Linked DNA regions of Mus musculus: all the other regions are linked to region 2. A link is a loop called in an ENCODE intact Hi-C map of the cell type or tissue named here. Cell type or tissue: heart. All regions are shown on one strand.

Region 1 (4,000 bases), 300 kb after region 2:
GATGCCTCTAGCTCCAGCCACCATGACTTCTCTGCCCATGACCAAATGAACCCTTTCTCCCATAAGCTGTGTTTCTCAGGGTATTTAATCACAGCGATGATCCAAGTAACGTATACCTGGTCTCACTCTAGTTAGGGTCTTGATGCTCCTCCAGAAGCCCGTGCATCAAAACTTGGTGAAAAGTGGTGAACCTTTAAGAGGCAGAACGTAGTGAGAGCTTTTCGGATCACTGAGGCCATGCCCTCGAAGAGGACTATGGTGGCTGAGTTCTTGCCCTTCATCTCTTTCACTTACCAGCTAAGGCCAGTGAGGTGGTGTTTCTTTTGCTTTGCTTTGCTTTGCTTTGCTTTGCTTTGCTTTGTTTTGTTTTTTCCTACTAAGTGCCCTATCATGGTGCCGCCTCCACTGGCCCGAAGCAATGAGACCAGCCGGTCACTGACCAAAAAGAAGCTTGAGAACAGTAAGCCGAAATAAACTGTTTATCTTGATGCATTGACTATCTTAGGAATTTGTTACAGCACTAGTGAAGCCTGCTGACGCATGCCACCAAAAAGGCCAAGAGAGAAATTCAGACAGTTCGAGGGAGGGAAGGAGGGAGGAAGGGAGGGGAGGAGAGAAAGAGAGCAGGAGGGAGAGTGCAGGGACCCCTGGAGACCAAAAGAGAGCATGGAATTCCTTCCAGCCGGAGTTACAGGAGAAGCACACGCTCTGTCTCTCTCTATCTCCCCAGGCCAGCTTTTGTCTTTTTTCTAACTGGCCTCTGCCCCTAACTCAGCGTCCTCAGTACTTCTCCATGCTGAAAGACATAGCGGGATTGTCTCCTCCTTTTAAGTAGAATACGATTTCTTCACACATATCTAGTCTTGTTTATGTAGTCATCCACTGACGGACATTTAGGCTGCTTCGCCGCCGACTTTAAGAAATTACTCCTAGACACACAAACAGTGAATAAGATGGTCTTAAAAGTTAAATTAACAAAATATTTTAGGCAAAAGATGAAACAAACCCTGGCCTGCTTCTGAGATGTAGTGCTAATGACAAGCACCCAGAACGGGGCAGCGTGGGGGCTACGCTGTTTTATGTGTAATAAAGAAACGGGAAAATAAATGCTCATACTGCATTTGTGTGAAGAAGCTATTGGGTGACAGATAAGAGACTGATCCAACAGTCATTCATACTTACAGGAAAGGACATGGGTGCCTGGCCTGGGGCCTCCGTGTGCTTCCTGGAAAGATGTGTGTCTCCACACATGAACGCTTGCTTGATGTGCTCATCTGTGCTCACCCTCATCCACCACTTTGTCACTTAGGACCTGAGGCACCTGGCCCCAGACATCCAAGCACACTCTTTCACAATCACCCCACCTTCCCCTTGTTGGTCCCATGACAGGCTTGCTTTTCCACAGTCTCATTCCTTCCCTCAGTCCTCAAGTCAGTGACCTCCCCATGCTCCTACTTGGCAGCCCGTCCCCTCTCAGGTCACCTCTGTAGGACATCCCTTCAGCTCATAGCATAAGCTTAGGGATCTAGCCACCCACCCCTAAGGACCCGGCATCAAGTGCCTAGGGCTGAGCCAAGCCTAGGGATGTTCTGAGAGGTTCCTTGATTGACTTGTGAATTGTCCCTCTGTGATTCTCCCACCACCTGGCAGACCACTGTCCTTCCCCACAGAGGGTTTCAGTGTCACCTCCACGCTGTCACTGGCCAATCTGGGAGAAAATTGGACTGGAATCCAGGATGGGCTGCATAGTGAAGAGGTGGGAGGCATTACACAGGAGAGGGGAACTTTGGAAAGCACATATTTTGGCATGTGAAGTTAGAACCAGGTGCTGAGCCCCAGGCATGAGACAGAGCTAGCACCTGCTGTCTCCAGAGATGGCCACCCTCTCCACTGAAAGCCTTCAGGATCCCCCTCCACACCCCCCCATCTTCATCTGCACCGGCTTCCCCACACAGATGAGCAAGAGGTGGTCTGTGAAATTTGTGTTTTCAGAACTGAAAATTGAGTGTTGGAGATTGCTAGGGAGGTAAAATTAAGCTGTGACTGTCACCAAGGTCAGGGCTGTCCAGGTTGCCATCCACACGGACTGACTAAGCACTCGCTAATTCTGTAACCCCATCCCAGCACCTCCCACACCACAGACTGTGGACAGCCCTCTGGAGAAGTCCCCCTCATCTCTGAGTGGGCTCCGGCCTCCTGTCTTTCTGTCTCTAGGTAAGGGTCACTGGAGGACAGAAAAGGCAGGCAAAGCCAGAGTCTTTCAGGGGGTGAGCCCATAAGATTCTGTGTTTGAGAAAATGGGGTGACCTGACTGTCTAGGCTGGAATTCGTTCAACATCCACAGACCTACAGGCATGTGTGGAAGAAATGGCATGAAGCACGGGCTCTCTGTTAAAATGCGCATACGCCCTCTGCTGGCCAGGCCATGGAAGAGCTCAGCATTGGTCTAGAGAAGGCCTACATAGGGAGAACACTGAAATGCCCACAGAGGGTCCTTAGCTACACCACCAACTGACAGAAGCCCCAAGGCCTACAATAGGGCTCACAGTGGCTCATCACCCACTGATGCCCACTAGGGGTCAGATGTGAATTTGGAGCTACTCTGTAGGCTAATGCACGAGGACCATAATAAGTTAAAGGCCTGCCTAGACTACAGAGAACATACAAAGCCAACTTGGGTAACTTAGCAAGACCCTGCTTCAAAATGAAATAGCAAAGCGAGCTGGGATGTTGGCTCAGCCATAGAGGCCACAGGTATTGTGCACAGGCAGTCAACCCCTCCAAAAGGAGTATGCCTGCTTTCCTAGCTCCTCACAATGCTGAGATGAACCAACAATGTCGAGTTTACATTCTCCAGTCTAGTCAATGGGACCTCAGGGGAACAATAGCTTCCAAGTGTCAAGGAAGCTCTGGGATTGTTCCTGAACCCCTAATCTGGATCAGGTTCAATCCTGAGTTTTTTGTGGCCAGTAGCTGGGGCAAGATGGTGGCTATTAAGGACTTGGACAAACAACTTTTCCTGCCCTTGGTAGCTCACCTCTAGAGTGCAGGCAGCGAGCGGAAAACTCTGAAGCAGGGGGATTACTGTGAGTTGCAGGCCAGCCTGAATTATAAAGATAGAGAGAAGTGGAGGGGTAACCAACTATTAAGGGTGTGTTTTCCGGGGAGAGATGGTTCCGGAGAAACAGTAAAGAAGAGATTATTCCTGGGAGAAGAACTGGGGAGGCTATAAGAAAATGGAGAATGGGTGTTGGGCTGTGAAGTGGGGGACACTGGCAGCCTCTCACGATGTGATCACTGAACAAAAGTGTGGACAGTCAGAGGCATAGTTCTCCAGCCTAGAACCCAGAGAATCAGTGGGCTCCCACTTAGTTACCCCCAACTGTTTCTTGCCATTGCAGGCAGGCATGCCCCGGACACTGACTGCCTCCGACATGGTCACCCCAGGCAGCCTCAGCCCGCCTCCCACAGAATCCACAGAAGGAGAGCAGGCCGGGCAGCCCCTCCTGGACGGAGCTCCATCCTCAGCCTCTTTGGACACCCTGATCCAACACCTCGTGCCCACAGCCGATTACTATCCCGAGGTGGGTGAGCCGCCGCCTGGCATGGGGAAGGGGCAGGAGAGCACGGCACAGGTGACAGGGCTGGGAATGGCCTCCTGCCTGGGAGTCGGGTCAGGCTGATGACACATCCTCTGTGCGCTGATGAGTTTGTGTGGTATCCTCACCAGAAAGCCTACATCTTCACCTTCCTGCTGAGCTCTCGTCTCTTCATCGAGCCCCGAGAGCTCCTGGCTCGGGTGTGTCACCTGTGCATAGAGCAGCAACAGCTGGACAAGCCGGTGCTGGACAAGGTGAGGACCTGGGCAGGGCGCGGCTCTGACCTCACAGCGTCAGCTTTTGAGGGAGGCAGTGGTTACTCCATCCTCTGGAAAAGGCACCTATTAAGCTTCTAACTTAACTGAGGCCCAGAACCTGCAAGAATAGGCCACCCTTACCCC
Region 2 (4,000 bases):
ACTACAGCCTCCATATCCAGGAAGAGTCAAACTCAGACAACGAGGGCTCCCTTGAACTCTGTACCGCTCCTGTACCCTTCCCTGGGCAGCCACCCTCACCCGCACATTCGATTGCCTTGTAGCTCAGCCTCCACAGATGCTGGCCCTGGAATAAGCACTCTGGCAGAGAATTCTTCTCCAGCACCTATTTTCATCGCTCTGGTGGGCGACAGGGTTCTCATAAGGAATACATATGTCTGAGAGTCACACGATGAATCAAGAAAGAGTTAGACCAGAGCCACCATGTCCTGGCCCCAAACCATCCTCTCCACACACACAGTCCCTCTACTTCCAACTGCTTCCTGCTTCCTTCTCCTGGCCCCGGAGGGCTGAAGAAAGATATTTTCTATCTCAAAGTCACAGAGGAGGAGTGGAGGAGGGGGAGGACTCCTCTGAGCATCTATCTAGCTCGTGGGTAGCTGTCTGTACACAATGACTAATCACAATGAGGCAACGCCTCTGCCCCTGAGTGTTGAGAAGAACCGTTTTTTTGTTTGTGTGTGTGTGTGTGTGTTGGTTTTTTTTTTTTTAATCAGAAGATCGGGCGCTGTTGTAAAGAATTTACTCATCAAAAGATCATCTGGAAAAGAAGCCCAATCAATAACTGTTCTAGATCCTAGTCCCCAATAACTGAAGGGCGGACATGACACAACATGCCAGTCACCACAGCTCTTCCCCCGCCCCCTCTCTCGAAGGCTCCCAGGCTCCACCGGCCTGGTCTAGAACCTAAGACACCAGCTGCTGTTCTGATCCCCCCTCACTGTGGGTCTTTCCTCTAGAGCCTGGATCTGATTGTCTGTGGATTCTGTCAAGGAAAGCTTCAGGGGCTGGTACAGAGGACCACATGGCTGGGGGCCACTCAGCCATCACCCCGTGTCCCCTTGGGGGCCCCTGCCTTCAGCTTACCCTATACTTTTACCTGACTTTAACACCTAAACAAATCAAACCTCTGTCCTGAACGATCCCTCCAGCCCAGCTCCTGCTGCCCCCCCCCCCCACCTCCGTCATGGCCAGAAGAAACCTTCATGAAGATTAGCCCTGATGATCCCTAGCCCCATCCCAAAAAGAACGCTTGCAGGACAGGCGACCATACAGCAAGCAGGGGCTTGCTCAGCAGACCCTCCCCACTAAGTGCATTGTTCTCCTATGATATGTTGAACCGCATGTATGACTGTAGTCCTCTTTGTCCCTGTGGAGCCCCCACCCCTATTCCTCCACATCTAACCTGTCTGTGGGATTGAGTGTCAAGCTCACCACTAGGAAGTAGAGACTGTTCTCTCAGAGGACCGAAGGCTGCAAATGGGGCTGCAGAGCCCTTCTCAAACCCTCCCTTACGTATCACCTGTCTGTGTCACCTCTCCTGACTTGTAACTACACACATACGAAATGTACTGGGGAAGAAAACGTGCTCTGCCCTTTTTGGCAGTGTTCTGAAATGAGCTAAGATATTTAACGAAAGATAATAATAAATTTGATGCCAGTCTTTGAGTTATAATGAATAGATTCTAAGTAAGCTGTCTCGAATTCTGACCTTAACCTTACAGCTCACAAAGCTTCTGGGCTCAAAGAAAACATGCTGTGGTCGTCGTGTCCCGTCCCCCCACCCCCACCCCCGCCCCCCACCCTCCGGGCAATCTGCTGCAGAGCCCAAGTCCCCATCTAACTCAGCTCACAATCCCCAAAACTGCCAGCAGGGGGCGCGGAAGAGACATCGGGATACCTGTTAATCTACTGAGTCTGTCTGCGCCAGCTTATTCCAAACACGCTCTCCTAATATTTGCTTTATAAAGTAAAGCGATGCCCTCTTGTCTCCCAACAAAGCCACACGATCACAAGCGGTGGTAGACACGGGAGCTCAGCTCCAGGCAAGTCCTCTGTACCAATTCTCTATGTCCTTTTCCAATAACATCGTGGAAGCAGGGCTAGTTACACCCCTGAGGTTGTCTCGAGGTCAGACTGTCCCAGGGGCCCAGGAGGGAAAGCCGCGATGGCCACTGGGAGACAGCAGCCCTGTCAGCTGGACAGACTGGAGGTGGACCTAAGCGCCCACGAACAGTCAGGCAGCATAGTCTATGGTCCATTCGCCCCAAGAGAACAGAAAAGAGCCCAACAAAGGCCCGCGAGAAGGTCACCACTTTGTTGGGCCAGCTGTACATTTTGGACCTGCCCCGTGATGCCTGTTGTCCCTCAAGTTTTCGACATTCTGGTGGGGAAGAGCCCCTCCCCGCAGAGGCAGCTGCCAGTGGTTGGGGGTGTCATCTTGTCTTGGCTTCTCTAATAAATCTAAATTTGAATAGAACAAAAATTCACATGAAATACAAACATCTTGACACTTAATGCTGTGTTAAGTGGCCACAGAATCAGTCCCAGGGCAGAAGCCTGTCCCCCGGCCCTGGATCTCCTCTCTCACTAACCGAAGAGCCATGACCAGGCTGGACTGTGAATTGCGCAAGACAGATAGCAGAAAGCAGTGGCCAGATGAGGTTCCCTGAAGCTGGGCAATCCTGGATGGATCCATGACCATCAGACCCTCAGTGTCTCTCCATTACTTGCCACCTAGAGAGCATTGGAGAAACCTGTGGTGTTGGGAGTAACCATATCATGGCTCCTGTCCCCACAAAATCATGCCCACAGTGGCACTAGCATGTCCCCCTCCCTGACTTTCCATTTTTGTTACATCTTGACATCAGCCTGCTAGAGGATGCCACTCACATTCAATATTAGATCCTTTGGGGGAAAACCTTCATAGAACCTACAGAGGTGTGTCTTACTAATGTCATGTTGTAGGCATTTTTCAGTCCAGTCAAGTTGATTAAATTATCCATCACATACGCATTCAACTCTTAGATACCTGCAATGGGCTCAACCATTGTGACCCCTCAAGACCCTTATCACAAGGGGATGGTGTGAGGGCAGAGCCTTTGGGAAGGAATCAGGCCAGAAGGAGTGGTGCCCTCAAGAATGGGGTTTTCCCCTTATTTGAAGAACCAAGTGCCTTAGTTCCTTTCACTGTGGGAAGTCACAATGACAAAGGCCACTTATAAAAGAAGCATTTACTTTGTGGCTCACAGTTCTGCAGAGTTAGAGTTCGTGCCCATCATAGTGAGGAGGATGGCAGCAGGCAGGCAAGGCTGTGAAGCAGCAGCTTAGAGCTTACATCTGATCCACAAATAAGAGACAGAGAGGCTAGGGGGTGAGGAATAACCAGACATTGTATGGGCCTTTGAAACCTTAAAGCCTGCCCCCAGGGACACACCTCCAACAAAGCCACATCTCCTAGTCCTTCCCAAACAGTTCCACTGGCTGCAGACTCAGCATCCAAATGTAAGAGCCTACCACACCAAGGGAGAGAAAGTTAGATCGCCCAGACTGAGAAGGAGTTCCTTCACCCTCTTCCCACCGTATGAAAACATGCCCACAAATCAGACCGTGAGCCCTCATCAGACACAAAACCGTCCCTGCTTCTTGACCTTGGACTTTTCAGCCTGCAGAATCGCAAGTAGTGGATGAATGTAGCGTTTAAGCCAACCCTGTGGTCATTTGTTACACAAAGCCTCACTGAGTCACCACCCTCCTATCCTACCCATCAGAGTAAGGGGGTCCTCTCTCCCCATAACAACCCTTCAAGCAATCACAGAGAGACCTCTGGGGGTTGCCAGCCATTGAGAGTAACAGAGGGCCTTGCAGGGAGCGGGGTGGGGGGCTGACTTTGAAGCTTGGGGTTGAAACAGACATCAGCAGGACCTGTGGTCCTCCTGTTACACAAAACCAGGAGGCTCCTGCAGCTAAGGGATCTGTCTGTCAATGTCTCTGACTGAGGGAAATCTAAAGTTAGGTGATTGCTGTCACCAATGCAGAGGTGGTGTCTTGCTTCCCTGTCCTGGACTGAATCCATCAGAGACACGGGTGCAGGGGGATGCAAGATCCTCTGCTTTTCAGTTAGAGCTGGACCAGTTTGCCA
Region 3 (4,000 bases), 75 kb after region 2:
CATAAATAACCTAGCATGACTGCAGACATAGGTCTGTAAGGCCGGAGCTGAAGGAGGGAGAGTCAGGAAGATTGCTCAGGCCTGCTCCCTGCCAGCCTGGCTCCAGGTTCAGTGTGAGAGACCCTGTCTTGGGGGATATGGCAGAGTGTGATAGAACGGACACTCGGTATCCTCTTCTGGTCTCCACATGTATCCACAGCACACACATGCATCATACACACACATAAACACACAGAGGAAAAAACCAGAATCAACTTACATGCAGTTCTGTACATAGTGTAACATGAATACAAAGAAATATGGAGCAGATTAACTGCTTAACGTATTTGCGATGAGTCTCAGAACCAACAGGAGAGAGAAATTAAGGCGCAGACATCTTTTAGCTAAACAAAGCACTCAGCGTCACTTCTCATCTCCCCATGGATTCTAATTAGCTTTCCTTGACATTTATTCTCCCACTTCCGGAACTGTCCCCGTGACTGTGAAGGTCATAGCTTTGAGTCTCCTTTTCTTGGCTTGCCTTTTTCAGGAAGCTGGTTTCCCTCGAGTGTTAATGGCTGGCTCTCTTCCTCCTGTTCTTATTTACGTGGAAGAAAGGAGCAGGATGTTGGGGTAGGACTTTTTGACTGACGATGTCATCACGACACAGACAGGGATTACAGACACCCTTCTCCCAAGCTGGCACTGCTGGTCATTGCCAGGAAGCTGGGAAGGATGCCAGAATACACCCGGGGTTGGAGGTCTCGAGCACCTCCAAGGATACTGCCATAGCCCTATTTGCCCACTCCCCATTACTGTGGGATACTTTACCTGCTGGCATCCCCTCCCCCTTATGTCAGGGGACCCTAGGACCTTTATACCTGGGCTTTCATTTCTGTAAGGTTTTGAGGAAACAGCAGAAAGCCAATGCACACAGCTAAGTCAGTTGATACTTGAGAGTTCGTTTCTAACCTCCAGATATTTCTCTTCTTTCTTGCCCATGCTTGTTAAATGTACATGTGTGCAAAAGTCATCCCTCCATAGAGATTCTGGACAGGTTACATGCCACCCCTCAAGATACCCAACCCCAAGAATGCTCCAAACTTTTAATAAAATGACATCTAACTTCACATATGTGTATACATTTACTCATGCCTATGACACCATAGATTTTAAGTTATCTCTAGACTGTTTACAATACCCAATACATTGTCGTTGCTGTGTAACTGATTGCTGTAGTGTGTTATTTAGAGAATAATGACAATAAAAATAAGGCTTGGAGCACTATTCAGAGTCCATCTCTGGTCCCAGTCACTCCCTGTCCTGATGGCATCTCCCAATCTCCATCTATAGTGAGTACACTAATTTTTTGCTTAGGAAGGCAAAAATCCACATGCATATGAGTGGTCCTAACAGCCTCACCACCAGTTCACAAAGGCTGCCTGCATGGTCTTATTGATCAGCCAGATTTCTAAGCCATTGGCACAGACAACAGAGCTGGGATTCAGTTCTCCTCAGCATCTCAGATGTGGGAATTTTTTAGAGATGTCATCTGCGCTGTTTGAGTCTTGCCTTCCCCATTAATAAGATGAAGGTGAGAATCTCTTCTGCAGAAGTGTTAGGAATATTTGAAGAGATAACGCTGGGTCCAAGAAGGGGAACTCGCCCTTTAGGAAGGTGTTGTAACTTCCCTGAGTGCCACCAGGTGGAGCTATTAGCATCTTTGACTAAGCACCACAAGGCAGCTGCTGCTTCTGCTTCTTATCTGTCTTGTTTTAAAATGATGACTCCCCTCAGGAAGACAGAATCTGAGTCTTTGGTGTCAAAGCCATGCACACTTTAAAGATTATCAAATGATAACTGAGTGTTTTCAGGGCCCAGCCTGACACTTTGATACATGGTTTCAATGGGGAATGATTAAAGCAAGATAATTATGAAATCTATCACCTCACATGCTTATGATCTTTTTAAAACTGGAAACATTTAAAAGCTGCTCCTTTAGCAATTTTGAAATTTGTAATGCATTATTATTTATCCTTGTCATGATTTTATGCAACAGAGTATGCATATTTTATCAAGTGTTGCTACTCCATGCTATAACAAACTTCTCTTTGTGCATTGATTGTCTCAGTGACAGAACACTAACATGCTATGTCTATGCCTGTACCTCCTACCAGATGCCTGCATTTGCATCTGCCTGGTTCCTCTGCAACACTGCCACTGGGTGTCCTTAGGCTTCCAGAGTTCTAAAGGCCTACATGTAACTCAAATAGTTACACACACACACACACACACACACACACACCTGGGCTCTTCAAACTTCTGCAGAGACCACTGCAAGTACCAGCACATTCTGAACATGTGTTGAAAGTAGTGAGCATGAGGTTGTTGAGGGCGGGGGCCTCAGGAAAAGGGACTGAGGCGATGGGAGACACTTGGAGTTCAAGATAGGCAATGTTTCATATTGGTGTACTTGGTGATATAAAAACTCTTGGGTTTGTGTGCTCTGTCTGTGTTCTTCCATGAAGTTACCAGAGCCTGTGGCAAGTCACCCACTGTTACCTCCCACTCACCATCCCGAATGGAAAGGAGCTCATGCCTTCTCTCTGCTGCCCTATCCATCTGCTGCTGAGGTTCTATCAGTGGACCACATGCTGTATCCGGCATGTTCAACCTGCTTGTGAATAAGGCCACTTCAAAACATCAAAAGGTTAGACATACCTACTTCTGGTCCCCTCGGCTAGAGCCTTAGGCACTCCCCTTTCTTGTCTCCCAAGTACGGTGGATGCTGCTCCCCGAACACATCCACTTCTCCTCATCATCACTCAACTGAAGCGATGTCCCGGGACCAATTCTTGATTCCTTCAACTCGAAGGAGTCAGAAGTCAGAGGGATGATCTCCCAGGGCAGCTATGCTATGACACGCTTTCATGTCTAGCGGTGGCTTCCTTTTGCTTTGAGGACACAACTCAAACTTGTCACCAGCCCCTCAGCACATGAGATGTGGGGCAGCCTCTCCTGTTCCTTCCTGGGCCACTTGCCATGCCCCAGACACCAGCCTAGACACCAGCCTCCTAGCTTTCCTCCTCTGTCCCAGCCATGCCAGCCCTCTTCAGCTCCAGACATTCCTAAGTGCATTGGAGCACACTTGCTCTGTACCCAAGGCAGGGCTTGCCTATTCTAAGAAATATTGAGGTCTACATTAAGGATAAGGCCAACCCTAGATTTAAAATATTCAAAAATTTTGTCTGTACCCAACATACACAGAATATTTTCTTGTCCCTGTTTCATAAACAATACAATATAATACAATACAATACAATATAATACAATACAATATAATACAATACAATAATTGTTTATGGGGTCAGAAAGATGGCACAGCAGGTAAAGGTGCTTGTTGCCAGAACTAATGACCAGAGTTCAATCCCTGGGACCCACATGATAGGAGAGAACTGACTTCCACAGGTTGTCCTCTGACCTCTGTACATATGCCACAATGCATGTATAATCACTCATATATATATATATACACTCTCATATACAAATAAATGAAATGTAATTTTTAAAACATAAAACATGATATTGTGTTAGATATAAGTCACATAGAGATCATATAAGGGATATGAGGTCATGCATACATTATATGTAAACACTGCACTATTTTATAGGAGGAGATTTGTGGGTGAGGATCTAATTCATAGTGCAAAATGGACCAAGAGAGGCCAATGTGAGCTCAAACCCAAGACGAGAGGCGCTCAGATGCAGTAGGAGCTGGGCTGTGGGCTCGGGGTCAGCACCTGTACATTCTTGGAGGAAGGTCTTGTTTGGAATTCTAGAGTTTATCCTCTAGGACCTCAATGGCCAAGTGTATCTCCATCATCACAGACACCAGCATCGTGATGGTGAGTCTGGTCATTCCCCAGGATATCTGCCTCTCTCCTGTGACCAGCAGGTCCATGCAACAAGGTCAGCAGATGCCATTTTCTTCAGAATGGCTGGGGCTATGTCCTGGAATTCA
Region 4 (4,000 bases), 190 kb after region 2:
GGGTTCAGAGACTCACTCCATCCTGGCAGGGAGGACGGATAGGGAGGAGCAGGGCAGTGCACATCACAGCTGTTAGGAAGCAGAGAGAGGGAACGCCCACACTGTGGCTTACCCTGCCTTTCCTCATTTACTCCATGGGGCCCCAACCTATTTAGTAGCATGCACACTCAGGGTGGGTGCTCTCCCCTTAGCTAGTCTCTGGCAACAGCTCCAGAGCCCCAGAGCCACATCTGGATGTGCATTTTACCAACTTCCCACTCAGGTCTCAATCTCTTGACATTCATGATAGAAATGAACCATTACTGTAGGCAAGTGCTCTACTACTGAGCTAAGTCCTTGATCCTGGCTCTCTTTATAAAGTGGCCTGCCTCTGATATTTCATGTAAACACACACACACACACACACACACAGAGAGAGAGAGAGAGAGAGAGAGAGAGAGAGAGAGAGAGAGAGAAACACAGAGAGAGACAGAGAGACAGACAATACTTGTCCCCATTGGTTTATGTCCAGTTGTTTTCCTCTACAGAACACATTGGATTCTTCAGTTAGATTCCTCAGCAGTGGTAGCAGTAGGGGAGAAGAGAAGAAATGTTTGAAAAGAGTAGAAACGGAGAACAGGGAGACAGAGCAGCATCCCCAACAGGCAAGAATTGCTGTCTTTACTACTTCCTACAGAATTAGGCCCAGAGGAGCTAATCCCTTGCCCAAGGGAGTATTGCTGATAAGTAGAATTCAATTGGAACACAGACCAAGGAAGAGCTTGCATAGAAGCAGGCCTCTGACAAATTCTTGTTATCCTAGCACCCCAAGCCCAGGACTCATGCCTCCTGATGCTTGCGTGGTATGTACAGTGGACTTTCAGCTCAATCCAAAATTGCTGTACTATTTTGCAAAATATACCCACCAGCCGAGCATGAGTTCCACCTGCTTCATGTCACCGTCAACACTTGATATTAAGTTTTAGTGCATGATTCCTACTGGTTATGTAGTGATAGCTCATTGCAGATTGATTTATATCCCCCTACAGTCTTGAAGCAATTTAAAAATCAATTCTTTCCTCTTGGCACCTGCTACCATAGATAGCCCCAACCCATGCTTCAGTTTCTCAAAATGGCCTTTGCTGTAGCTCTCAACTGGTCTTGTCGTCTTAGCCCGCCATTCTTCAAATCTTACAAGTCTTAGTGAGCTTTCTAAAATGCACGTTGAATCACATCACTTAGCTCCTTGCTTACCACCCGTAACGGCTGCCCTTTACCTTACAGCCAGATTTCCAGCCTATCATGCTGCAAAGACAGATAGGTAAGGGCCACAGGAAGAATAGGGTGAAGGAAAACTGGGGCTTTACCTGTAGGGGTATCTTCCACCCAGTTTCTCAGGACCACAGCCCTTTGTGAAGAGAACCCAACAATGGAGTTGTTGCTTTTGTTTTGGAATCCCTTTCAGTTTTAAATGATGAAGAGGTGGCACAAAAGCAACCATTTACCCATTTGTCTAAATAAGGCAGAGCAATAAACAAGGCGGCCTATGTGCCCATCAGCCCATGGTCACCAACGCCACTCTGTCCCCAAAGGCCGCATCACTCCAATCTCCTTACCTACCACTCCTGCCAGTACAGGTGGCTGTGGTTCTGTGGACACAGCACACATGCCCCTCCCCGTTCTGAGTCCCTCCTCCTTCTGAGCACTTGGCCCAAATGTGTTTCAAAGTCTCAGACCCAGCCCTTTGCTTTGTTTTCCAGCCTCGGTAAGAACTTCCTTCTGCCAAAAGTTCTTCCACTGTTCCTCCCAGCCCGGCCACTGTGACCAGGCGTCAGTGTCCATGTATGGAGCCCACGACACAACACACTGTTGGCGGGATCTTTGCACTTAGAGGCTTCGCCCAGGATTCTGTGCACTCATTCAAAGCACGGACTCCCGCCATTCCACCCCACCCTGTCATTTCACCTCAGTATGTTCACCATTATTTTGAAAAAAAAAAGAACAAAGAGCAGCGTCTGTAGAAAAAAACAGAATCTGAATGGGAAACTTACTGGGTAAACATACCCATGATGATTTGTGGTTACTTACTTTGCATTGAGTTGGCTATAACACCAGTCTTGGATGTCTAGGGATTCTAATCTGAGGGGAAGCACTCATTAGTGTTCTTCAGGGAAACTGCAACAATGGTAGCCAGGCTGTGCTGGTTTTTAATAATGCCAACTGCTGGCTCTGTTTTCTTTGGAGCTTCTAAAGCAGTGACGGGAAGAGCCGAGGTGAGGACAGGTGTGGACAGAAGCTCACAAAAAGAACCTTTCTCAAAGCAGCACACTCAGGAACTAGGAGAATTTTGAGCAGGAATAAACCATACTCCCCCTGGTGGCCAGCATGGGGGTGGCCAAAGGAGGACTCTGCTAGTTGGGCTTGGTCAACTCGATTTAGTCCTATCTGGGAAGAGAGACTTTTAACTGAGACAATGCCTCCCTAAGATTGGTCTGTAATAAAGTTTGTGGGGACATTTTCTTCACAAATGATTGATGTGGGAGGGCCTAGCACACTGGAGGCAGTTCCATCCCTGACCTAGTGAGCTGCGTTCCCCCACTTCCTCTGCTTTGGTTCCTGCCTTGAGTTTCCTACTTCCTTTAACGATGGAGTGTGACCTCAGAGTTCTAATCCAAAATAAACCCTCTCCTCCCCGAAGTGCTTTCTGGTCATTGTGCCTTGTCACACCAATATAAAAGCAGAATAGGACAGAGACACTGTGATTGTCTGGATCCCCTTCTCGACCCTACTGCTCCTCTGAGCCTCCACCACCCTAGTTCAGTGCTTGAAACCAGAGTCACAGCTCTCTTCAAATTCTGCGGAGATTCATGGGGCCTCCTAGTCTCTTGATCTTCCTATACGCAGAGTCCTTCTCCCTGGCTCCTCCTTGGCATCTTGTGACTACAGCTCTACCACCATAGACACCACTTGTCAACTACTGTCTCCATTTTTCCAATCCCTTATTGACCAGTCCTCAGCCTAACCTGTTCGTAGCTTCCCTCAGTGTGTTCAACGTCCCTGTCTCACTTGCAGCCTCTCTATCAAAACACAGAGTAGTCAGAATCCCAAATTCTGAGTTTTCCAAACATCTGATTCACCTCAGACCTTCTGGAACCTACTTGAGAGCCAGAGGTCTGCAGAAGCGTCAACAAAAGCAGCAGTGTTAAAGACCCACTGTCTAGAAGCCCTTCAGCACTGGACGGACACCCTCCTCACCCCTCTACACCAAAGCAGAAACTTGTCTCTTATAAGAGGCCTCTTTAGGCTATACCCGTCACTGACTCATCAGGGTCATGGTCACCGTCTCCCCAACCCCCACCTTCTGGACATCTGGCCGCACCCCTGTTATGATCCCATTCAGTGTGGCATCTGCCTTAGTGAAAAACAAACCCCAAGGCCCCGCGGCTTGTCCTGGTTCTTCCTCCGGGGCCGTTGTACTCCAGGTTCCCAGGCTTCAAGTCCTTGATCATGCCCAGAACTCTTGTCTAACCCGGCTGTCTTTAGTCCTTTTCCAAGTCGCCTCTCCATTTGCACCTGCTACAACCGAGGCCTGACAATGGCTCCTACACTGTAGTCGCAAAGTCACGCCTCGCCCCTCCCCGGCTCTGGCTCCCCTTGGCCCACCCTCTCCGGCGCATGCGGGTCTCCTGGCCCTGGAGGGCGGGCTCAGGAGACGGTCCTAGCTTGACCTGGATCCCTAACTCTGTGCACACTGGCGGACGCTCTTCCAGCAAGCAGACGGTCAGACGGCGAGCCGCCTAGGGGGCGCCACTCTGCACTAGGGCATCCAGAGCGCGCCACTGGCCCCGCCCACACCCAGCCTCCAGCCACGCCCGTACTGCCCAGCCTTGCCCACCCCCAGTCTCAATTGGTCCCGCCTGTCTGGATATCCTAGTTCTGATTGGCTGGCCTAAGAATCCGTCAGACTGAGCGCCGCGGCGGCGGCGGCGGCGGTGGCAGCAGCGGAGCAGAAGGGAACCGG
Region 5 (4,000 bases), 220 kb after region 2:
CTTGAGATTAGACACCAACACTGTCTGAGGGTGAGGCCTAGCATCTGCCGATGCTAGATGTGAGAGAGAAATTGAAAGCCACACATAAAGGCTTTTGGCTGAGATATGGAGAACTATGAGAGGACCAGACTTGGGGTGCTAAGTAGCTAGACTCACAAGTAGTTTTAGACATGAATTCAGAGACACTATTGACTGTCCAAGTGGAACAGTGAAGTGGGTAGAGAGGAAAGAACCTGGTGTTCAGGAGGGGCCTGGATTAAAGGAATGGAAGAATAATCTATAAATGGTCCTTCAAGGCACAGCAACCTGGATAGCACCAAGACAGGAACAGTGAGAGGAGAGCCAGGATCTGACTCCAGCCGCTCCAACAAAAGGAAGCAATTAGGCACAGAAAGCAGCCAAGTTCTTAGCACTGGCCTTTGGGTCTCTGCAGATGTGGAAGTCATCAGTTTGGGCAGACACTAGGCATATGCTGAGTCAGAATGTCATGACAAGCAGTGGAGGGGAGTTAGAGATGATGTGTCTAAGCACCTCTGTGGGCTTGGGGTGGGGCTATTATGCTGCTGGTGGACCGTGAGCTTGAAAGTTGTATGGTCAGCCTTAAAAGACAGATTTCACCTAGGGGATGGTAGCACATACCTTTAATCCCAGCACTCAGGAGGCAGAGGAGAGGGATCTCAGAGTCTGTGGCCAGCTTGGTCTACAGAGAGTTCCAGGACAGCCAGGGCTACCCAGAGAAACCCTGTCCTGTCTGAAAAAGCCAAAAAAAAAAAAAAAAAACACCAAAAATCACCAGAAAAAAAAAAAAGGTTTCATTTTTTATAGCAGTCCAAATACATAACCAACCTGTTCGGAAAGTTCAGAGTTCCATTTACCCGCTGTATAAACCCTCTACATTAGCAGCCCTGCCAGAATCATGTATTGTTAAAGAGCAAGAATCTACAGCAGCATGGTATAGATGTTGAAAGGATGATCTAACAAAAGATAGATAGGTGGACAGACAGACAGACACATGGGTTAATAAAAGTAGAAAAGTTTGTACGAGATTGTTTCCATGGTTAAAAAAAAGTTCTGTTTATAATTTGAAAGGCAGAAAAACAATGAGTAAGTTAGTTGTTTGTATATTCTTTGGGTAATTTTACAGACTCCTATTATATATTTGATTCTTTTCAAGCTACTTTATTAAAAGTGCTTTTACTTCCAGCATGCAGTGTTAATACCCCGTCGGTACTGCTTCATAATGATTGTGAGCTAAGACTCATGAAGGAATGTTTAAAAATATTACTAATGAGTGTGGTTGGTCTCTTTTTGAATACTCAGGTACTTGGTAATGGAACTAATGGATGCTAACTTATGTCAGGTTATTCATATGGAACTGGACCATGAGAGAATGTCCTACCTTCTCTACCAGATGCTCTGTGGCATCAAGCATCTGCATTCAGCTGGTATCATTCATAGAGTGAGTAATCACATAACTGTATTTTTAAAAGGACCATTTGGTCGTCAGTCATCTAGTTACAAAAGAACTTAATGTTTTTATGTATGAGTGTTTGTGTGGTGTATGTGCACATGTGTGAGTGCACACTTATTCATGTGTGTTTAAAGGCCACGAGGTCAGTTTTGGCCTTATTTCCTGAACCTGGAGGGAGGCTGGTGGTCTCCTGACTCCGCCTCTCCGACACCCCCAGCACTGGTTTCCAGTTCCATGTGTAAGCACCCTGGCCTTTCACATGGCCGCCGGGGGTTTGAGTTCAGTTCCTGGTGCTTGTGCTCACTCCCTGATCCATCCCCACCCTAAGAACGTCTTTTTCTTCTTTTTAAAGTTTGGTACTTTGAGAGTCCAGGTTAAGCCGTGGAGTCATACTGTGTACAAAACACTGTTCAGATCAGCTTTTCCCCTCAGCCACTGTAAACACAGAGGTAGGGGGCCACCCTACTGCAGAACAATCTTGGTTTTCTGGTTTAGCCTTCCAGTTTGTAGTAACTTTTTTTTTCTATGTAGCCCCAGCTGTCCTGGCACTCACTCTGTAGACCAGGCTGGCCTCAAACTCAGTGATCCTCCTGCCTCTGTTGCCAAAGGCCTGTGCTGGCTTCCCTTCCCTTGTGCACCCCCATAACCAGGTTTTTCAAAGTGTAGCCTTTGCTGCCACCAAGTGGTCATTCCAAGCAATAGACCTTCTGATGGTAAAGTTCACTTTTAAATAGTAACTAAGATTCCTAATGAATCATTCTATTTCTAAAAATTCCCCCAGACCTCCAAATAACTGAGGCCACTTTTTAGTTTTATTTAGGACACTGAATTTTCCATCAACAATATGATGCTTATTTTCTTCCCTCATGCAGAAGGCTTTTTAAAAGTGTATTTATTTTTATTTTATGTATGGATGTTTTGTCTGCATTTATGTCTGTGTACCACATGCATGAATGGAGGCCAGGAAAAGGCATCAGATCCCTTGGAACTAGAGTTCCAGATAGTTGTAAGCCACCGTGTGAGTGTTGGGACCTGAAACAAGGTCCTCTGGAAGAGCGGCCAGTGCCCTTAACCACCGAGCCATCTCTCCACCCTCGCCCCTCTTCCTGTAGGCATTCTTATTGTCTCTTAACTGTTGCTTTTTGTGTGGTGCTGAGATGGAGCCTCAGATGCTGCTCATAGGAGGCAATGCTTTACTACTGAGCTATGGCCGTCAGCCTTACAATACACGTTTAATGAAATGTATGCTTTATGATAACTTCCCAGATTTACAAGCTGTATTGATTTTTGAGGGGACTGTTTTCCCTTACTTGGAGCCGGAGGTGAGGGCAGGAGAATGCCCCTACTTCCTGGAAACTTCATGAGACTATGGCGTGTACTTGCCTTTTGTGGAATGTTTGGTCCTTTAGCCTACAAGCAGGTGAGACAGAGCCCAAAGTAGTGTATGTTTTGCTTAGCACAGTGTTTAGAATCCATGATGATCTGAGACAATGTTGTGTGTCCACCTTGCTCCCTGCCTAGCTCCCTGTCTTACCGGTTCCTTCTGGATCCCTTGTACACTCTTACCTCACACACTCACATCTGCGACTGCTTGGGAAAGGTATGAACGTTGTCATTGAGATGTTCCAAACAACCCTCAGGTACATCAAACTGGATGACAGGCCTCTGTGAGTGAGGAACCCAAGTGAGCCTCCGCATGGCAGTGTATGGTCCCCTTTAAATAGGGCCTCACATAGAGAAACATACCTTCACTTTTGCTGTTAATGCAATTTGTCACGCCTGTCATGGAGAACTCAGGATGAGAAGGGTCATCAGTTCAAGGTCAGCTTGCGCCATATAGCAAGACTCTTGTCTCCAAGAAACAAAATGGCTTCACAATAAATAAAACTTTTAATTATTTGAAAGTTTTAGAGTGAAACAGGACAAAAGGTAAAGTTTTGTCCCTCGCCCTTACCACTTTTACTTTATATAAATTCACAAAATTGGGGAAAATGAAAACCTCTCTCAGCCCTGCAGCCACTTGGAGACGCCCACAGTAGCAGGCTGCCGAGCTCCTTCCAGCTTTGCACAGGTGCTTCAGTGCTCACCTGCGCCAGTGCCAGCCAGCCCGCCTGCCCAGTGTCTGTCCTTCACAGTTTCAAAGTCGGACTCCTCTCAACAGAACCAAATCAGCAAATGGGTTGATTTGCATTTGTATTCATCAAGGATCACATGGTTGCATAAATAGTTATGAAGCCTGCATTCCCTCTTCTTTCTCCTATTTCTGTCTCCTTTTGAAGCAAACTTTGAATTTAGTTTTTGTTATTTAGAATTTGTTATTGTTGTTTGTTTTGGTTTTGGTTTTTGCCTTTTTTATGTGGCGACAGGGATGAAGGCAGAGCCTTGTGCATCCTAGGCCAGCACTCCATCACTGGGCTGTGTCACCAGCCTGACTTTCCGTTCTCTTAATGAATTACTCTAGTGCTCGTTTCTGTGTCTCAGGGCAGTGTGTTTAGAGCTCTTTGACCTTTTTCAGTTTGTGACATAAGA
Region 6 (4,000 bases), 59 kb after region 2:
CACATGGTGGCTCACAACCATCTGTAATGGGATCTGATCACCTTCTTCTGGTGTGTCTGAAGACAACTACAGTGTACTTACATGTAACAAATAAATCTTTTTTTAAAAAAATTAACAGATCTTTCTTCTCCACAGTGATAAGACAAGCAAGCTTGAGCTTCCTAGCCAGTGGACCTTGTCAGAGGAGAGGGCTGCATGTGTGCTGGAAATATTGACCCCTCACCACACAAGGACCAAAGGATACTCCAAGCATTTCTTCCAGTATGTCTTACTTATACTGTCTTTCTAGGCTGTATTGAATGAAAACTTAAGCATGGTGCTGGACACCTTTAACCTCAGCACTCCAGAGGCACAAACAGGAGGATCTCTGAGTTCAAGGCCAGCCCATTCTACAAAGAAAGATTCAGGCTAACAGGGACTGTATTTTAAGATGTCTTTTTTTTTTTTTTTTTTTTTTTTTTGTAAAGTTAACATGGGTTCAGTCAAATGTTTAAACATTAACCAAAATACTAGTTAAAACTACATGCATAGTAGGCAAATTCCTATAATGCCTTTATTTGTAGTCAGGACCAAGTTCTGTATATCAGCGTCTATGTCTGTTCAAAAAAAAAAAAAAAGCCTGAAATTTCCCAGCAACCATAATACATCTCAACTTATACAAGGATTCTCTTTCAAGAATATTCCAGTCACACTAGAAAATGTCTGCCACATACATTTTTGTCCACGTTAGCAAGCACCTGTGCACCTGTGAAATGGCTACCTGACCTACTTTAATATCTACCTGATAAAAATACCCGCTTCCTTCTCCAAACCCCAAATACTTAACAACTATATCACCCTTAACGTCTGCTTTATGACTACCCTCCTAACTCTAACATCCTGATCCAGTCTCTTCATTCTAGGCTTGGTTCCTCAGAGCCAGGTCAGAGAATTTGACTAGACCACTGGCTCCACGTAATTTTAATTCTAAAATGTATTCTTCAAAGCGCCAACTTCAAAAGACTGGCAGCAATTACAAAAAGCAAAATACGCCTTCACAATCTTTTGACCAGCCTACAGAACGGTTGCGGGATGGTGAAAATTTCTAGTGTGGGAAAGACAGTGCTATTACACACCGAATTGTTTTTTCATTTATTCTCCAAAGTTAAAATTCCAAGCAGAGGCAGAGAAGAATTTAGACCTAGTAGTCAATCAGGCAATCTACCTGTAAAACAGGTTTACCTGTACTCAAATTCTAGCAGATTATTTAAACACAGTAACAAGATGGCCTGTGCACAATGTTGTCACTTGCAGAAACAGTTAAAAGTAAAGAATTACAGTTGCTTATGAGCAGTCTCTGAAGACCGTTGTCAGGGTAGAAAGAGTCAAGGCGGGGGGGGGGGGGGGGGGGAAGGGGGGGTCACCAAAGTAAATAACCACTGTCTTTGAAACTAGGTTAAACTAGGGAAATTTTCTTCCAGAAATTAGTACTTGAGTCCTGAGTCCAATAATCTCTTCAGCTGATAATCACTTCTTTGGCCACGTAATCCGCCCCGCCCCTACCAATATCTGCGTTAAACGGACTTTAAAATACTTTAGGAGAAAAAGGGTGAGCATTAAGTCAATCCACGGAGTGCCAAGTTCCACGCCGCACAGTGCACACCCCCCCCCCCCCAGCACAGCCACTTCTCCAAAGTTGCCACCGGTTTGTCCCTAGTCCCGGCACCCCAGCTCCTCTCTTGAGGTGCGTGACCGGCCGGAGGCGGGGGTCCGAGAAGCCAGGGTTCACGCCACCGCCCTCTGTACGCCACCGCACTGCCGTCAATCAACACTCCCACCCCCCACCCCCAACCCAGGCCGAGCCCCGGGACTCCGCGCGGGGGGCGCGGCCAGGGGACCGACGGGATGGCGATCGCTGTGTGTGAAGGAGGGGGACGGACAGACGTCACTCCGAGAACTCCTAAGTTGTGCGCGAGTGCGCGCTCGGGGTCCCCGCCGGGGCGCGACCCCTGGGGGGGGATGGGGGAGCGCAGGCAGCAGAGCCTCGGCGGGACGTCGCTCGGGCCCGTCGCGCTCACCTCTCGAGCTGCGCCGCCTTCCTCCGCCGCTGCCGCCGCCTCCTCCCGATGAGTGCAGCGGGGTCTGCCCTGTGGAACCACCATACCAGTCCCGCCCGCTGCTGCAGCGCCTCCGCCGCCGCTCTTTGTTCCCCCTCCTCGGCCGCCGCTCCTCAGCCGCCCGCCTCGGCCGCCCCGGACCCCACGAGCCGCCGCTACGCTCTGCCGCCCTCTCGGACCCCGGCCTCGCCCTCCTCGCCGCGCCGGCCGCCGCCTTCGCCTCCGCGCCGTCGACGCCGCCGCCACCGACGCCGACGCCTCCTCTTCCGCGCCCCCCTCGTTTTCATTGAAAGCAAACAAGCATCATGGCGGCGGCCGCCGTCCCCCTCCCACCCCAGCCAGCGAACGCCCCGCTCACCGCCGCCTCTCCAACATCCCGGCTTCTCATTGGCTGACGCTGCTGGGCGCGACTATCCCGCGTCGTGCGGGGGTGGACTCTTGGCAGCCCGACGCTTTAGCCCCGTCCGCGTTCCCCCCGGTCTCGGAGCAGTGAGCCGGCCCGGCGCGCTCCTGCCCGCCCTCCCAGCCTCTCTTCCCGCTCTCTCTGCGCCTTTCCTTCTCCGCGCCTTCTGTCTCCTCCTCTCCTAAAGCTGTTTCTCCGCGGTTTAGTTGCTCTTTTTCTTTCTCGTCCACTTTTATCTCCACTTTACCCTTGATTTTTTTTTCCTCCTCTTGATTCATTTTGCTTTTTCCTTGGCCTGTCAATCACTTGGGAGCACAGATTAAATTCTCAGACGTTTAACCCTATCCAGTGTCTTGATCTTCCGAGAAAGAAAACTTACACTCTTCAATAGTCAACTAATTGTTCCTGCCCTAACTATGCAGGAAAAAAATAATTAATAGGCAGGGTTTGTTTGTTTTTTAAATTATGGGGTCCTAATTTAAGTAACGAACTATAGCTGCATTCGAGGGCTAACATAGTCTACTCAGGACATGTGGTTTCAGGTAAACCGGAAAAGGAATGGGCTGATTAATGATACTTACATCAGGAAAAAGTACTTGGCTGGTATTCAGGACACAGGGATTAATCAAGCTCCACCTTGTCGAGTCAGCGTCATGGTGTACGGGCAAGAGTAACGCCCAACAGGCTTCAAATACACTGGCGATATAGACTGACAGGAATTGTGTGAAGGAAAATAGCTACCCCGACCTCCGTGGCAGATCAGCCCAGAACTGAGCGTGAAATGGCTTCCAGGAACTAACAAGAAAAAAAAAAATGCCTCTCAAGGAAGCCCATCTTTCGTTCCAGGATGTGGGACTTGCATGGCTGTTGCCTAAGGCAGAAGAGAACTAGGCGAGCAAAGCAGCGAGGGACAAAAGCCTTTCCAAGAACCAGATGTTCTGTTCAAGGCAGTTTGTGTTTGCCTGGCCCCAGCATTGCCTTGAGATCATCATTGCCTGCTATTTGCCAGGATAGCAGTGTCAGTCTAAGCTTCTAGTGCCATGAGACGCTGGAAAAGTTAAGGCAATGGAGACACCCATCATACACGAGGAAATGACAGGCGCAGACGAGCTACCTGAAGATACTCTTAAGCCCTGACCTACTCAGGCTGTTCAGTGCCTATTTCACACAAAGGGTACAACTAGGCGGAGGGGCCAGGGGTGTAGACATCCTGCTGGCCTGTTCCCTTTCCAGTGCTGTGCCCTGGGAACCTGTGCTCCAGCCTAGAGAAGAGGGTTTCTTTGTGTAATTCATCTTCCCAAGGGCAGCTGCACTTTTTGACAGTGACTGTATGCCTCCAGAGGAGCCTAGTTGTGTAACAAAAACCTTAGCCTCATTAAGCAACAACTCCATTATAATCCTGGAATCAGATGCTTAGGTAGACAGTTCTACTCGTCCCACTTGTGTCCTTTCATGCCAGTGCCTCACAGAGGTGGAAGAATGTTGGATATCTGGCACCTCT

Evidence for each region. Hi-C counts contacts between places; a loop is a spot of excess contacts. Peaks named below come from ENCODE experiments on the same cell type or tissue, not always from the same donor. Only the 100,000 strongest peaks of a DNase experiment are listed, where the experiment ranks them.
Region 1: a loop joins it to region 2, with 4 times the contacts of the local background. A loop is called at or near these places in 13 of 42 quality-filtered maps.
Region 3: a loop joins it to region 2, with 4 times the contacts of the local background. A loop is called at or near these places in 10 of 42 quality-filtered maps.
Region 4: it touches region 2 in a loop (7-fold over the local background); 10 of 42 quality-filtered maps call a loop at or near these places.
Region 5: it touches region 2 in a loop (8-fold over the local background); 21 of 42 quality-filtered maps call a loop at or near these places.
Region 6: a loop joins it to region 2, with 4 times the contacts of the local background. A loop is called at or near these places in 10 of 42 quality-filtered maps.

The regions. Positions count from the first base shown.
Region 1 is chr11:49,953,633-49,957,632 of GRCm38, forward strand. Rasgef1c (RasGEF domain family, member 1C) reads left to right here. Exons shown (of 14, transcript NM_029004.1): 2 at 3,402-3,584; 3 at 3,731-3,853. The coding sequence starts at 3,408. Among named protein-coding and RNA genes, the nearest start is that of Rasgef1c, 54 kb to the left of the region's middle. In heart, a CTCF peak has its summit at 2,430 (motif pointing left); no DNase peak of the experiment used is centred here; H3K27me3 peaks cover 2,787 bases.
Region 2 is chr11:49,651,206-49,655,205 of GRCm38, forward strand. It overlaps Flt4 (FMS-like tyrosine kinase 4), which reads left to right. Exons shown (of 30, transcript NM_008029.3): 30 at 1-1,534. Among named protein-coding and RNA genes, the nearest start is that of Scgb3a1, 10 kb to the right of the region's middle. In heart, a CTCF peak has its summit at 1,739 (motif pointing right); DNase peaks (open chromatin) are centred at 1,756 and 2,066; H3K4me3 peaks cover 554 bases; H3K27ac peaks cover 2,167 bases.
Region 3 is chr11:49,726,385-49,730,384 of GRCm38, forward strand. Gm36411 (a long non-coding RNA gene) reads left to right here. Exons shown (of 4, transcript XR_879826.3): 4 at 1-1,266. Among named protein-coding and RNA genes, the nearest start is that of Gm36411, 15 kb to the left of the region's middle. In heart, a CTCF peak has its summit at 1,668 (motif pointing right); no DNase peak of the experiment used is centred here.
Region 4 is chr11:49,842,807-49,846,806 of GRCm38, forward strand. It overlaps Mapk9 (mitogen-activated protein kinase 9), which reads left to right and starts at 3,945. Exons shown (of 12, transcript NM_207692.2): 1 at 3,945-4,000. Gm36507 (a long non-coding RNA gene) reads right to left here and starts at 3,491. Exons shown (of 4, transcript XR_003949545.1): 1 at 3,409-3,491. In heart, CTCF peaks have their summits at 2,369 (motif pointing left) and 3,768; DNase peaks (open chromatin) are centred at 2,355 and 3,885; H3K4me3 peaks cover 1,240 bases; H3K27ac peaks cover 1,222 bases.
Region 5 is chr11:49,867,852-49,871,851 of GRCm38, forward strand. It overlaps Mapk9 (mitogen-activated protein kinase 9), which reads left to right. Exons shown (of 12, transcript NM_207692.2): 5 at 1,321-1,459. Among named protein-coding and RNA genes, the nearest start is that of Mapk9, 23 kb to the left of the region's middle. In heart, a CTCF peak has its summit at 2,175 (motif pointing left); no DNase peak of the experiment used is centred here.
Region 6 is chr11:49,710,297-49,714,296 of GRCm38, forward strand. Cnot6 (CCR4-NOT transcription complex, subunit 6) reads right to left here and starts at 2,426. Exons shown (of 12, transcript NM_212484.2): 1 at 2,058-2,426. Gm36411 (a long non-coding RNA gene) reads left to right here and starts at 3,176. Exons shown (of 4, transcript XR_879826.3): 1 at 3,176-4,000. In heart, a CTCF peak has its summit at 2,012; DNase peaks (open chromatin) are centred at 1,945, 2,495 and 3,465; H3K4me3 peaks cover 3,004 bases; H3K27ac peaks cover 2,791 bases.